Regions from separate parts of the Mus musculus genome. Here all the other regions are linked to region 3. The links are chromatin loops, found by intact Hi-C in ENCODE. Cell type or tissue: left cerebral cortex. All regions are shown on one strand.

Region 1 (5,000 bases), 100 kb after region 3:
AAAATCAAACGGGGATCCAGGTGTGGGGCTACACACTTGTAATTTCAGCTATCTGTTTAGCTGAGATAGGACCCGGAGCTCCAGGTCAGCCTTGGCAATTTAGAGAGATCCTGCCTCAACATAAATTTTAAAAAATGTTTGTAGCTTAGTGCTAGAGAATTCTCTAGTATGTATAGGTTCCATGTTCTATCCATAGCAATGCAAAAAACAAATAAGGGACTGAAGAGATGGGTCAAGGTTTAGAGGACCCATGTTACATTTCTCAGCATCCACATGGTGACATAGTGGCTCAAAACCATCTGTAACTTCAGTTCTGAGGGACCTTCTTGCCTCTGAGAGCTTCAGGCATGCACATGGTATACAGATATACATGTGGATATGTGTGTGTGTGTGTTTAAATAAATAAAAACACAGAGCGGAAAGATGGCTCCGTGATTAAGAATGGTTTCATGGCCTCCTATCAGTAGCCAGCACTCACATGGGATCTGACAATTTATTCTGGCCTCTATGGCATCATATATGCATTGAGTACATAAAAACTATGCATCTACACAAATACCTGTAAAAAGAAATCTCTTTACAAAAATCAAACAAAAGCAAAACAAGCAAAACACACAAAAAGAGAAAGGGTCTGGAGAGAAGGTTCAGCGGTGAAGAGTGCTTGCTCTTGCAAAGAAACTGGGTTCACTTTCCAGAACTCACAGGACAACTTCCAGCTGTCTGTGACTCGAGTTACAGAGGATCCAATGGCCTCCTCTAGCCTCTGAAATCACCAGGTACACACACAGTGCACAAACATATTCAACAAAACATTCATATGCAAAAAAGACATTCATACACACAAAATAAAAATAAGTAAATCTTAAATTAGGAAGGGGCAGAGTATGAGTTTTAATGCATCATCATTATTTTGTTTTTTGAGACAGGGTTCAGTTCCCACCACACGCATGGCAGCTCACAACTGTCTGTAGTTGGCAGTTCCAGGGTATCTGACAGTGGCAAGCCAAGGCATATAGAATAAAGAGTGCGAGAGCTTTCTGTACAGTGGTGGCGCACGCACACCTTTAATCCCAGCACTCAGGAGGCAGAGGCAGGTGGATTTCTGAGTTCGAGGCCAGCCTGGTCTATAAAGTGAGTTCCAGGACAGCCAGGGCTGTGATAGCTTCCTGTTCTTCCTGAATCCAGTTTCTACTACTCAACATCAAGCAGCTCCAACTCCAGAGGCAGTCAACAGTTCTGGCCTCTGTGAACAACTGCACTTCAGTGCATATACCCGTGCACAGACACATACAGATCATTTCAAAAATAAATCTTAAAAAAAGAAAATGTCCCCATGTATATACTAAAGAGAGGTGATCAAATATAATCGCACGACTGAACTTGTTGGCAGAGACCTATAATTTCAGTTAGTTGGGAAGCAAAGAATGGAAAATTCAAGGCCTGGCCCAGGAAACTTAAGTGGGACTCTGCCTCAGAACAAACTAAACATGAACAAGCAAACAGGCACAAAAAATGCAAAGTAGGAACTCTGAACAGATCCTCGGTTTGGCCACAGTGAAGATGCTCCAATTCAAACAAGTCTGTGTGCCACCATGGTGATCTGAAACATGAAATATGTCCTCAGGATGGGGCTCCGGGGTTGGTGGCAGATATGTTACCTACAGAGGCACCTCACTGGTTCAATATGTCTATTTACACAAATATATAGAGTACTTAAAAAACTTTTTTTTAAAGATAGGGTTTCCCCTAGTAGCCTGGAGCTTAACTATGTATACTATGCTGGTCTTACAGAGACAATTCTTTTTTTTTTTTTTTTTTTTTTTTTTTTTTAGTTATTTCGAGACAGGGTTTCTCTGTGTAGCCCTGGCTGTCCTGGAACTCACTTTGTAGACCAGGCTGGACTCAAACTCAGAAATCCGCCTGTCTCTGCCTCCCGAGTGCTGGGATTAAAGGCGTGCGCCACCACTGCCCGGTTCAGAGACACTTCTACCTCAGGTTTCCATTCCTGGCAAAATAAGGTTATTTTTTAAGTACAGGGAATTGAATCTATGTTGGCCAGTGAGCTGTATCCCAGCCTTGTATATTTCTGTCTCTCTTTCACTTTCTCTCCCCTCTTCAACCCCCCCCCCCTTCTCCCACTCGGTTTCTTTCTTCTCTCCATGCTTTTACACATTTACACACATATATACATACATACACACACACATATATATGCATATATGTGTATGTATATATATATATATATATATACATATATATATATATATATATAGTGCTGGGAATCATATGTGCGCTTAAAAAAACTATGAAAATGTTTAATGTTTGTGAATCTTGAAGTTTCGGTTGCTCATTTTACTAAGCTTAACATTTTACCATGGGAAAATGTAAATTCAAAATAAGTAAGTAGCAGTCGTCCCCCTATCACAATTCATAGTAATGTTCCTTTGGGGAACGGCACAAACCGGAAAAGACGGCTCAAATCATTATTGTGTAGTGTGTACTGTAGCCGGTGACGCGCGGTTTCCAGAGGTCGTAGGTCACGCCGCCTCAGATCTACTTTCTTATTGGAGAAAAATCTGCCGCTCTTACCATAGCAACCAGAACGGACCCGCGCAGTTGATGGGCGGGACTGGTTTGTTTGACCAATCACCTTCCAGTTATCCAGCCTGATCTTGGGCGGACCAATCAAACACATCAAAGGAAGTAGCCATCCCGACATCAAAGGATCACGTAGGACGGCCCATCCTTCCCCCCTTTTTTTCAACTTCCGGTAGCCTCTGGTTGGGTCAGGGAGCGCTGCAAGTCACCCGTGTGCGACTGACGTATTTTTTCTTTCCCGCCCATGGGCCCGGGGTGGGCTGGGCTGCTGCAGGACAAGGGTGGCGGTAGCCCTTCCGTCGTCATGTCCGACACAGACAGCGACGAAGAGTCGGCTGGTGGAGGCCCATTTTCTCTAACTGGGTTCCTGTTCGGCAACATCAATGGAGCAGGGCAGTTGGAAGGCGAAAGCGTCTTGGATGACGTGAGTCGTGGGCCTGGGGCGGCGGGTGCTGTGGCTAGGGAGAACTGGAGACAGCGCGAGAGGGCTCAACTCGGAGGAAGGACGAAGAGGAAAAGTCTTAAGTGTCAGTCACTGATGCTGAGGTGTTGGCTTCGAAGGTAACATTCTCCTTGCCTGGTAGGAAAGATAATAGTTAACTCTAGTAAGGTTATCAGAACCGCCACTGTGGAAGGCCTTCTTAAAGACCCTTGGAACTCTGCTTTTTCTGGCTTTTGCTGATCCTAATGGCTCCAAAGCCAGGACTACGGATGGAACGTGTGTTGTTCGGAACTGATCTGTATGGAATTTAGCAGATTTCCTATATAGTTCTTGAATGTGATGTTTCTTTGAGCAGCACTTCATGAAATAATTTCTCAGATGGATTTGTGACTTTGTTATGAGCAAGGGAAATATACTTGTGTAGGACCTTCAGGTTTAGTTGTTATTTTCGACCCTCATGCTGTCCCCTTTTCAGGAGTGCAAGAAGCATCTTGCGGGCTTGGGGGCTTTGGGTCTTGGCAGCCTGATCACTGAACTCACAGCAAATGAAGAATTGTCCGGGAGTGATGGTGCCCTGGTAAATGATGAAGGTAAAGTGTGGGCCATGGGGAGGACAGTGTGGGTGGGGGGAGGAGATTAGCCTGTTGTACGCTTTTCAGTGGGGATTTTCTAAGGAAGTGATAATTACTTGCTTTCTCTTGAGACGTCTCCCTTTTTATCCATAGGATGGATTAGGAGTAGAGAGGATGCTGTGGACTATTCTGACATCAACGAGGTGGCAGAAGATGAAAGTAGAAGATACCAGCAGACAATGGGAAGCTTGCAACCCCTTTGCCACACAGGTGATTCTCTCTCCGCCCCCCCCCCCCCTTCTTGTTTTCTAGCAATGGGTCTTTCAACATAGCCCTGCCTGACCTGGAACTCATTATGCATGCAAGATTGTCCCAAACTCATAGAGATGCATTTGCCTCTGTTTCCCAAGTGCTAGGATTAGACATGTTCCCCACTACGCTTGGTATTCTTTAATGTTGCAAAATTGGCAGTTTAGTACATTTTCTTCCTGAATAAGTCTGTTTTGGGCTCTGTCTTGTATATTTAATCTCTGCCATTGTTCTTGCCTGCCAATACATTTGCTCTGTATGCTGTTTCCACTGTCAATTCAGTGCCAAGTAGTAGGTATTCTCTTACCAAATTCAAGCTTTTATTTTTATAATGTTCGGTCTCAAATTGTTGATTAATGACAAGGGTGAAAATGATTTCTTGTCATCTCATATATTTTAGTGCCTGTAGATTTGATATAACTATTCTTATATGCTTTTCAAAGTTAAAGATGAAAACAAACCCACTCTTTGCCCTTAAGATTTTAAGATTAAGAAGGGTTATGTTTATAATCTCATGTCAATGAGCAAATGTATTTTGACTCAAATCATTCCCCTATTATACTTCTTTTTCTTCAAAACATAAGTATTTTCCCTGCTGTATTTTAGAATAACAGTCTCAGAATCGGAAGAGGTTTATTTGTTTGGCCTCTGCCTCTGGAGTGTTGGGATTAAAGTCTTGTATCACCACACTCTGCTTTTATTTTCTATTTTTGAAACTTTTAGGCCTCAAAATTGATTACGTAGCTGAGGTTTGTTTTGGAACTCCTTTGATATTCCTGCTTCTACCTATCAAGTTTTGGGATTATAGACATTCGTAACTTGGGAGAGATTTTTAAAATTTTTATTTATTATTTATTATATGTAAGTACAATGTAGCTGTCTTCAGACACTCCAGAATAGGGAGTCAGATCTCATTATAGATGGTTGTGAGCCACCATGTGGTTGCTGGGATTTGAACTCTGGACCTTCGGAAGAGTAGTCAGGTGCTCTTACCCACTGAGCCATCTCACCAGCCTGGGAGAGATTTTATTATTTCTTTTTTTGTTCACTTTTGTTTCATATTCATAATTTCATTAGCT
Region 2 (5,000 bases), 210 kb after region 3:
AAGGTTTTGACTTCTCACTTTTTGTTTTGTTCTCTTTTTGAAGAGGATCCCACATTGTAGCGCAGCCTAATCTGGAACTCATTTACGTAGCCCTGGGTGGAGCCAGGAGGATCACCTCAACGTCCCAAGTGCTGAAATTCCAGGCCCTAAGGACCAAGATCAGGTTCAGCTTTCCTTTCATTTTGATGTGCCTTATCATAGAGGTTATAGATCAAGAAAGCAAGTGATGATTAAAGAGGGAGGGGGACCTAACTGGCCTTTGAGTCCTGATATCTTTATTTTTCTCAAATCTTTAAAGCCTACTGGCGCCAGAGAGGAAAAGTACTCCCCCTGGGCTGAGCTCCAGAGGGTGCCTTCCTAGGCCTCTCTCGGCTTTTGTTTTGCAGAGCAGTTTCCCAATGTATCTCTAAGGCTTTAGACATTACAGCTGTGTTGGTTTTTCCTCCCTGTTTTCACTGTTGTTTTTCCAGCTGGCTACTGTTTTCAGCCCAGCAGCCACCAAGTAAGAAATTCTCAGTTCCCAAGTTCACTGGCTATGTTGGTTATACGACCACAAACCAGTTTGGTTTTCTTTAATCTTATTCCAAGTTGAAAAAGAAAAAAAAAAAATGGGGGAGGCCAGTGAGGTGGCTCAGGAGGCAAAGGAGCTTGTTGTTCGAGCCTTCAGTCCCCAAATGTGGAGAGAATCCTACAAAGTTTTCCTTTGACTTCCACACGCATACCGTCGCATTCACACTGTGGCACACTCCCCACCCCCCATAACAATAATAAATACACTACAATATTTTTGGAAGTTTTTTTCTTCCTTTCTGGGAGGATTTCAAGACCAGTTTTCTTTCTTGTGACTGGGTACCGAATCCAAGGGGCTCTCTCCACGCATCTAGAGAGCCTGCGGTGCAGTGTCAATGCATTCTGTTCAGCTTCATTTATCTTTTGGGACAATCTTCCAGTGACTGCAGCTGGGTGCACATCTCCAGCGCTTGCTCATGGCATTGCTTCAAAAAGGATGCTTTAAATGAACAGACTCCAGGGGGATGCTACAGGATAGATAGGAAACTGTTGCACGGTAAATGGTGTTAGAGTAGTGGAGTTTGGAATTAGAATGGAAGCAGTTGATGTATTTTACAAAGGACTACAAATTTCAAATTGCTGCATAAAAAAGGAAAAGAGAAAAAGAGTAACTAGAAGAAAAAAAATGAAAGGAGCACAGAAGCACCCCACTCCCCGCATTGCCCAGTACCAGCCTCTGTCTTCAGACCCCCTCTAGTCTGAGGTTCCCTTTCCAGACAATAGATCAAATGGGCTTCATTAAAATAACCCTCGGTATTCTTATTAAGCAGCATTTTGGGTCTACCTAAGCATATTGGAACTCCTTGAGGGCAAAGAGTTTGTCTTTTTCATTTTATGTTTGCCACAGTGCCTCGGATATAGAGATTTTAGTAAATGTTAATTTGTTGGCTGAAGAAGTTAGGCTTGACTGGTAAATCCCTGGAACCAAACCTCCAAGATCCTATTATTGGAGGCTCCTGGACCAATTCCTTGAAGGAGTTTTCCTTCCTGAGCTACATGAGCCTCACAATCCAATTTTTTCATAGCAGCGTGAGACTCCTTTCAGATGAGGGAACCCCAGATCAGTTTTCTATGAGTCAAATAGCTGTCCGACTGGGAGCATGACCTGACATTTAACGACTTTTTACTTAATTAACTATCACGCACTAATCAAGAAGGCCTAAACATCTGCTAGTAGAATCTGAGTTGCCTTTCTTAATGAGGAAAAGCTGAGTTCTTTCAACAAAGGTGGATCACTTGGTGGGTTTGGGGCTTGCCAGGTGTATCAAATGAAAAGATAAGGCCAATCAATATCCAGGAGAGTTTGAATGGCAAGCTTTCTTTTTTACTACATGTTGTGGTTCTGTGGGGCAGAAGAAATGAACAATATTATCAACTTTTTCTGCACTCATAATCCAAAGTTCATAGGTTGTTTGGCAATCTCAAGAAACTGAAACAGCCTTTGAGGATTTGTTTTTTATTTCACCAAGGAGCTAGACAGCAAACATTTTTACACAAGCTCACTAATTTTTCCTAGATCAAAGAGTTTTGAAACGGAAAGACTCTAAGAGAGCTAACTGTAGTCCCCAGTGGCTTGTAATAATCACTTAGTGACGTGTCTTAAAACTGTCAAGGAACAAGGCAGGAAATATAAATTAATAACAATGTGACAAAAATGTCCAAACACTGGGCTTGAAACCGTAAGAGGATCCAAAGAGCTGTTTTGTCAAAGGAAGGCAATTGGAAATTCATTGTAGTTGTGTGGTTTAGGAAGAAGGCAAAGGAACACAGTTTGCTTTGTTGAATTGCCTTAAGCTCCAAGGCATTTGCAGTCCTTAATGATTCTGACGAAACAAGGTCACAATTCAGGATCAGGAATTTTGAGGAAAAAGGCATCCTCTTTAACATTTCTGTGGTTGCTTTTGACATGCAAACTCCTAGCATTTACCCTGTTACCATCCCGAATCTCACAAACGATTTTGAATTTTAGGGTTATATGGTTCAAATCGAACACATTTGGGTTCACTCAGCTCAGGGAGACTGTCCGTTTTTCTCATCAAAGTACTTAAATTCATGGGTGGAGTCTGAATCAAAAAGCATTCAAATCGAACCGGCTCCCCCATTGTTTTGAACAGCCCCGTCTCTGAAACGCAAATATTCGCGTTTACTTGCTTAGAACTAACACGTTGGTCGTGTAAACTACCCTTTTCTGTTGAATGGAGTTAATTAAACTTTTCTAGACGCTCTGACATTCTAACATCGACATCACTGACCAGGTAGTAGACTCGTACTTTAGCGCTTGCCAAAAAAAAAAAAAAAAAAAAAAAAAAAAAAAGTAATCGACGGGCGTTTTTTGCCCTTCCGCCTTGCTCTTAAAAACTTGCTGGCTCTTGCCCCATAGGGAGCCCTTAACCCGGAGTTGCCTAGACAGGGTTGTCGCATGCGCTCTCTACAGTCATGTTTGTCGCAATGGACCTTGGGCGGAAGGTTACGTAAGAGCAAATGACTTTGATTACAGTCACTTGGTCGGTAGTCTTGTTACGCGCTACCTCCGCGGGGTACTTGATTATAACAGAAAGTAGTTCCGGCTTGTGTTGTTTCGGTCGAGGAGCCCTCGCCGCCATTTCAAGACAGTGAGAGGTAGATGTCTACCAAGAGTTCCTAAGATTCGAGTTCAGTATTCTGTGCCGCCCCCTGAGCCCTTCAAAACACTGATACGGCTGCTGCCTTTTTTCTGCTACTTCTAGAACCATTCTTGTCAGTAGTGGCGGCAGTAGAAGTCAATTACCCCTTGTTCTATCTCAAGAAGCTCCAGATGGCGTCTTCCGTGGGCAACGTGGCCGACAGTACAGGTACTAGTGTCCCATTCTACTCTGGCAGACGTCCCTTTGGGGTCTGGCGCCGTCTTGTATCTTTCATTACTTCCCTCTGACCATCCCCATTACATCAGTGGCATTACTGAGCTCTCGAGTTCTACTGCTATCTGATCGGGTTTGGTGCTGCCGTCCGTTCGTAAACATTCTCTAGTTGCTTGCTTGCATTTTGCTTGCTTTGGGGGCTTTTTCGTTGTTGCTTTATCCCATCAGTGTTGTAGCCTTCTCTCTCGGGACGAATCTATAGCACACGTGCGCGCTTAGTGTGTCTTGGAATGGGCTGCATTGGAATCTCTGCAATTTCTGTCTCCCGTCGCAACTGTTTTCTCCCTCAATTTCAGCCCGTCGCTCCCTCCCGTGCGCTTCCACCTCCTCCCCAAAGCCCCTTTCCCTTAGCCACATTTGGTCCTCCTTTGCCAGGCTAGGGCGGGGATGCTATTTCGGTGTAATCCTAGCCTCACTTTGCATCAGGCATGACTAGCGAAGGCTCCTCGGTGTGCTTCCAAGTAGCACCAAGAAGAGCTACTTGAGCCCGCACCCCGCCGGGGCAGCGCCTTGTGTTCTTGGGTTGAGCGGCCCCGATTTAGGTTGGAAATTTCCAGGGGTTCTCTTAGCCATCACCCAATTGCACCCGCTGCCCCAGTACGGAGTTTCCTACCCTGGTCAGCCCTCCCTGCTTGTTGCAACCACACCCTTCCTCTGCGAACGTGCCAGCCCGACAGTCGTTTCTTATCCTCAGGGAAGAAACCACCTCGGTGTGTTGCTTGGCGGCGACCACCCTGCCCGCCCTCCTAATTCTCTTTCTTTGTGTTACTTTCTCTATGTATTCCTCCGCCATGGCCTCTGGGTTTTCATCCCCATTCTTTAGCCCAGTATCTCTTTATCCATAGGGTGTGCATTATTATTTCTTTTTTAAGTTTCCATCCTTGCTTGAAGAGTTTGTAAAGCAACTGGAGTGTAGCTGCACAAGTGCAAAGCGGTTGCCTCTTTTCAACGATGCATCTCCAAGCCTTTGCTACAGAAAATAAGAAAACAACCAAATTGTAGGAGTGTCCTTCAACTGCCTTTCCAGATTGAGGCTGTTTGGGGCGGGAGGGGATGGGGAACCAGGCTGCAGCTCTAAGGTTCCCGAGAGGTTATTGTTTCTCAGTGTCTAGGTTTTAGTTGACGATTTTGAATATTGTGAGATAAATAGATGACTCTAAAATAGTATCTCATCCTTAATAGATGGGAATGGGATCAAGATTTCCACCTTTCTGTTTCCCCATCATGATTTTCAAAAATGTAAGATTCTGTCGTAGGTTTTTGTAAGAACTTGCTCTTTTCTGACTGTTAACTTTATTTGAAGAAATGGTCATTTCCAGTATTAAAAGAGCAGATATGTGACTTTGGAAAGTGATAGGTAATGTGCTAAATTTAGGAGCTAGAAAGTGCTACGTTCTTGTCTAACATGTAATTTTCTAGTTGATCTTCTAGCTCCAACCTCAGATTTGGACACAAATATTTTTGGTCTTTGTTTTTGTGGTTAGCTGTGCAGAAATTGCTCTGGTATGGGAAAGCCTGGCTCAAATTTGAGCT
Region 3 (5,000 bases):
CAAATCTCCCTGGGATCAAGGGCCTCCCATCCTCTGCTACATATGTATCTGGAGCCAAAGATCCCTTTAGGTATACTCCTTGGTTGGTGGTCTAGTCTGGTTGGTTTGTTTTTTAAGGCAGAGTTTCTCTGTAGGTCCTGACTGTTCTGGAACTCACTCTGAGACTAGGCTGGCCTCAAACTGAGAGACTGTCTACCTCTGCCTCCCAAGTGTTGGGATTAAAGACATACACCACAACTGGGTTATGCCTGAATATATGTATGTTGTGGATCGCAAGCCTGCAGGAGCCTGAAGAGGTCAGAAGAGGTGTTAGATGCCCTGAAACTAGTTACAAATAGTTGTGAACTGCCATGTGTCTGCTAGGAATGTAAGCAGCTCCTCTGCAAAAGCAGTACGTGCTCTTAACTCCTAAGCCATCTTTCCAGGCCCCGTGTTACTATTTTTTCCAAGAAAATCATTGCATACAAAAAGTCACAGCTGGGGCTTCAGGGATAGCTCAGAGGTTAAGAGCACTGGACCTAGGTTGGATTCCCAAACTTGCATGGTGGCTATCTGTAACTCCAGTTCTAGGGATCCACCATTGTCTTCTGTCCTCCTTAGGCACTACATGCACTTACATACATGCAGACAAAATACACACATAAAATAATTAAAACAGTCCATGTGTCTGTGGACTACATGCATGTATTACCATCAGAAGCCAGAAGAGGGCGTCAGATCTCCTGGAAACTGGAGTCCCAGCCAGCCACCAATGGGAGCTGGGGTAGGTACCCTAGTCCTCTGGAAGAACAGTCAGCACTCTTTACTGCTGAGCCATCTCTCCAGTCCCCATTAAATCTTTTTTGAAAACAGAAAGGGTCATGGTTTAGAAAGTATTCACCTTTTAAATCATGTATACATATACATGTATGTGTAATTTTGTTGTTATTGTTTTGTGTTGAGACAGAGTCTTAGGTACTGGATACCTTGCTACTCACTGTGTAGTCCAGGGTGGCCTTCTGGGCAAGGAGGCTCCTTTTTCAGCCTCCTGAGTACAGAAGTTAAAGGCTTAATCATTTCTGTTTGATTGTGACAGTCATACGTAGTAAACAGCTGTCATAATTGGATAGTGGATATAGGAGATCAGTAGTAGGGCTGAAACTTCATACTGAAGGGCATTATCTGATCTTGATCCCCCCCATTTTCTTTTTTCATAATAATGTGCTATCTTATCTCAAAGAATTTGGGAACCATTGGGATAAATATACCCACTATAGTAAGTTGTAGCCATATGTTGATGCACACGCACACGCAAACGGGGTGGATTGGGTAGAATATAGCTAGTCTCTACTACTGTATTGAATGGTGCCACAGAACCTTCCCAACATTGTAAGAGGCTTATTAGACAGCACAGTTCCATATCATTGTATCCCCATACAAGGTATAGGTAATGCCTATTGAGATAATCTGCCATCAGGAGTATGAATTAATTACTGAGGATTAACTACTGGTGCCTATCTATTGAACCTTGTAATCCTTGGTTAACCGCCTGGGAGAGCTAGGCATTATGGAATAACGAAGGTTATTATTACCTGATAGGCCTCCTATGGGATAAAGAGTAGGTCTGATGTGAAGACCTCCAACATACTGGTTCAGGCACCGCCGACCAACCTGTTGAGTCTCTCTGCGATGGGAACCTTAGTCTGTTTGGCCTATCGGGTTCTCTGGTTACTATGGAAATGGTGCTAGTCACAGTTCTGGGTAATCACTGAGCTTAAAGTGTCAAAATCGTTTGCCCTCCTGCCTGTTTCTACAATCATGTCCATTTCAGTTACACTTCCCAAACATACCCAGCACTGAGAAAGGAAACTAAAACTGTATAGGGTGTCAGGGTAGACGCTTTGAGGAAGTGTGGAAAAAAAGAAACATGGCGGGGCACATTTTTTTTTTTCAGTAGCAAACGGCTAGCTCTACCACATAGAATACAATGACATTGTTAGTCTTAATTTTGCACAGGCGCAGTGCATAAATTCTCAGCACACGCCTACGTGCACATTTTCCCCCCTTTTCGCTCCGATCTTCCTCTCGCACAAGTTCTCTTCTCTCCTCCTCCCACCGCTAGGTTTTCAGTCCTTCCGTAGGGCCGGGTGAGCCTCTCCTTCCGACCCCCTACCTTCCACTGCTGGCTCCCCCTCCCCCTTCCTTTTCCGTCTTGTGCTCGGCGCCTCTAGTGCATGCGCATAAGCTACGAAGCCTCGCTCTTTGTCCCCATCTGTCGTTCACACGAACCCAAGGCTTTGACAGTCGGTAGCCAATAAACGTTAAGAAATGGCGGACTAATGAGACTTTCTCGGGAGATAAACTTTGACTGGCAGTTCACATAGCCAATCGGGAATCCAAAATTGACCCCCCCCCCCCTCGGGAGGTACCGAGCTCCGTCGGCTCGTTTCCGGCGGTCGCGCGCTCTTTTCTCGGGACGGTGGAGGCCGTGCAGCGTCGCCCATACTCCGAGCAAAGAACTGTGGCCAGAGGGTGAGTTTGGGGATGGCTCTTTGGTTGCTTAGGGATGCGGTGGGGCTTCCTGCGACACTCTGGAAAGGGAGGGGTTGGGGCGAGGCCGAGTTTGCACACGGGCTATGGGTTCCGAAGGCCCGGGAGGCCTTTCCCCCTCCGCACAAGGCCTTCGCAGCCCACCCATGGGGGCCAGAGCGCTCCCTGCTCCCCGCCGCGGGCATTAGCCAATGCTTTTCTTGCTTCCTTGCCCAGACTCTTTGTGCTGCTCACCCCCAATTTTAGTGGCCCTAAGTTGTTGGCTTCTTGAACGCCCTGGGCCACAGGGTGTGGGGTCTATTATACTAAGGCCCTGAAGTCGAGGTTAGAGGAGGAGGCGCTTTGCTTTGTCGGATGCTCCTCCCTAGCCTTTCAAGGCCATTAATTCCTAGAGGGCCTGTGGGGCCCCTGGAGCTATGGATTTTTTGTTGTTGTTGTTTTGTTATTTGAAACGAAAGTGGGAAGTTTGCTAGTTCAGACCCCTTGGCTTTTGGTGCTAAGTTCATGAAACACCCTCCACCCCACCCTTGCACGCGCGCGCGCGCGCGCCTTTTTTCCGAACCCCTTGCTCCTTAAGCTTTTCCTAGGCATTTGTAGGCATCGCTTTTCTAAATTAAAAAAAAATGTTGCTTTCTGTGGCATTACTTTCGAGTATTTTTCACTTTGCGGACGTCTTACTGTAAGCTGACACCTTTCTTTGTGTTTTTAACAGCAGTCGAGGTTAGTGAGGACTGCGAGGCAGACACTTTGCTGTGTTCAAATCCAAGTCAAGGTAGGTGCAGGAGGTAGGGTCATCAGGTAAAGTGCAGGATGCTTAACTAATACAGATTTTACAGATGAGAAATTAATTTGGGGGGCACTTTTCATGTTATTTAAGCTAAACCGTTTTTAGAATCTGAAACTAAAATGTGACTGAGTGGTGTGGGTTTTTTTTTTTGTTGTTGTTTTGTTTTTATAACCCCTAATTATGGCTGTTCTAATAGGGGTTAGTGCTTAAATTTATGTTTGTCCACTTCATTGTTTTTTAAATAAAAAGTCCTAAGAAACTCAGCCGCCTTTACCGTGATTGTATTCTACAGCTTTAACAGTCGCCCACCAGGCAACCATATCAGCCTAGCAAGTTCACACTGGATTTCTCTAGCAGTTTTTCATTTAGTAATTTGACTCTTCTAAAATTGAGAGGACCTTGATTTAGATTTCAGATACCTGTGATTAATATGGTCCTGAACATGTCTGCAGGTATATCACACACAGTAGCTATAGTCTCTTTCATTGTGGTTAATCTTAGGACGTGATAGGAGACAGAAATCCTAACTGCTGATCTCTGTAGTTAGGGTTTGGTAAGTTTATTTCTGCAAAATTATATTATTGCATTTAACATAGGAACATTTCTTTCATGCTTGGTACTTGCTGTGTATACAGTGGTAATTTAGATTCTTTGGGCAGTGCTAACCTTCCTTGGTAAATGGAAACTTATGGAGAAGACTACATGGAAGGGAAAGATTTTGAAATCTGTCACCATGGGGATTTTTATTCAAAAACAAATAAAATAAATTTGGTTGTTACACGTTATCCATGCACTCAGGAGGCAGAGGCAGGTGGATTTCTGAGTTCCAGGACAACCAAGGCTACACAGAGAAAGAGAGAAACCCTGTGTGTGGGGGGGGGGGGGAAGAAAGAAAGAAAACAAGTTCTCCATGGTCAGACATGGTGGCAGAGGCAGATGGACCTCTGAGAGTTAAAGGCCAACCTGGAGTACAGAGTTCCAGGACAGCTAAGGCTATGCTGCGAGATTGGGTCGAAAGGAAGGAAAAAAGAAAGAAAGAGAAAGATTCAATTGTTGGGTGTTTATACTTTTTCTATATTGACAAGTTAGGGAGAATCTGATGATGACATTCTGTTTAACAGTCCTGTTTCTTTTTCTTTCTTTTCTTTTTTCTTTTTTTTTTTTCCTCCCGAGACAGGGTTTCTCTGTGTAGCCCTGTCTGTCCTGGAACTCGCTCTATAGACTGGCCTTGAACTCAGAAATCCTGCCTCTGCCTCCCAAGTGCTGGGATCAAAGGTGTGCGCCACCACTGTCCAGCTTTTACATTCCTATTTCTTTTTTTTTAAAGATTTATTTATTTTTTTATGTATATGAATACACTGTAGCTGTACAGATGGTTGTGAGCCATCATGTGGTTGCTGGGAATTGAACTCAGGCCCTCTGCTCACTCTGGCCCACAGATTTATTTATTATTATATGTAAGTACACTTTAGCTGTCTTCAGGCACACCAGAAGAGGGCGTCAGGTTTTGTTACAGATGGTTATGAGCCACCATGTGGTTGCTGGGATTTGAACTCAGGACCTTTGGAAGAGCAATCAGTGATCTTAGCCGCTGAGCTGATCACTCTCCAGCCCTACTACATTCCTATTTCTTGAGACTAGGAATGGTAGTTTCCTTTTTGGAGCAAACGCTTCATCGTTCCTG

The links. Hi-C counts contacts between places; a loop is a spot of excess contacts. Peaks named below come from ENCODE experiments on the same cell type or tissue, not always from the same donor. Only the 100,000 strongest peaks of a DNase experiment are listed, where the experiment ranks them.
Region 1: it touches region 3 in a loop (2.2-fold over the local background); 2 of 42 quality-filtered maps call a loop at or near these places.
Region 2: it touches region 3 in a loop (2.2-fold over the local background); 3 of 42 quality-filtered maps call a loop at or near these places.

The regions. Positions count from the first base shown.
Region 1 is chrX:101,529,980-101,534,979 of GRCm38, forward strand. It overlaps Taf1 (TATA-box binding protein associated factor 1), which reads left to right and starts at 2,756. Exons shown (of 39, transcript NM_001290729.1): 1 at 2,756-3,022; 2 at 3,516-3,630; 3 at 3,766-3,882. The coding sequence starts at 2,843. In left cerebral cortex, no CTCF peak of the experiment used is centred here; a DNase peak (open chromatin) is centred at 2,640; H3K4me3 peaks cover 1,389 bases; H3K27ac peaks cover 713 bases.
Region 2 is chrX:101,636,922-101,641,921 of GRCm38, forward strand. Ogt (O-linked N-acetylglucosamine (GlcNAc) transferase (UDP-N-acetylglucosamine:polypeptide-N-acetylglucosaminyl transferase)) reads left to right here and starts at 3,130. Exons shown (of 22, transcript NM_139144.4): 1 at 3,130-3,401. The coding sequence starts at 3,365. In left cerebral cortex, no CTCF peak of the experiment used is centred here; DNase peaks (open chromatin) are centred at 62, 2,698, 3,085, 3,946 and 1 more place; H3K4me3 peaks cover 2,643 bases; H3K27ac peaks cover 2,816 bases.
Region 3 is chrX:101,427,252-101,432,251 of GRCm38, forward strand. Nono (non-POU-domain-containing, octamer binding protein) reads left to right here and starts at 2,400. Exons shown (of 12, transcript NM_023144.2): 1 at 2,400-2,511; 2 at 3,242-3,301. In left cerebral cortex, CTCF peaks have their summits at 716 (motif pointing right), 2,103 and 2,302; DNase peaks (open chromatin) are centred at 616 and 2,282; H3K4me3 peaks cover 2,024 bases; H3K27ac peaks cover 1,451 bases.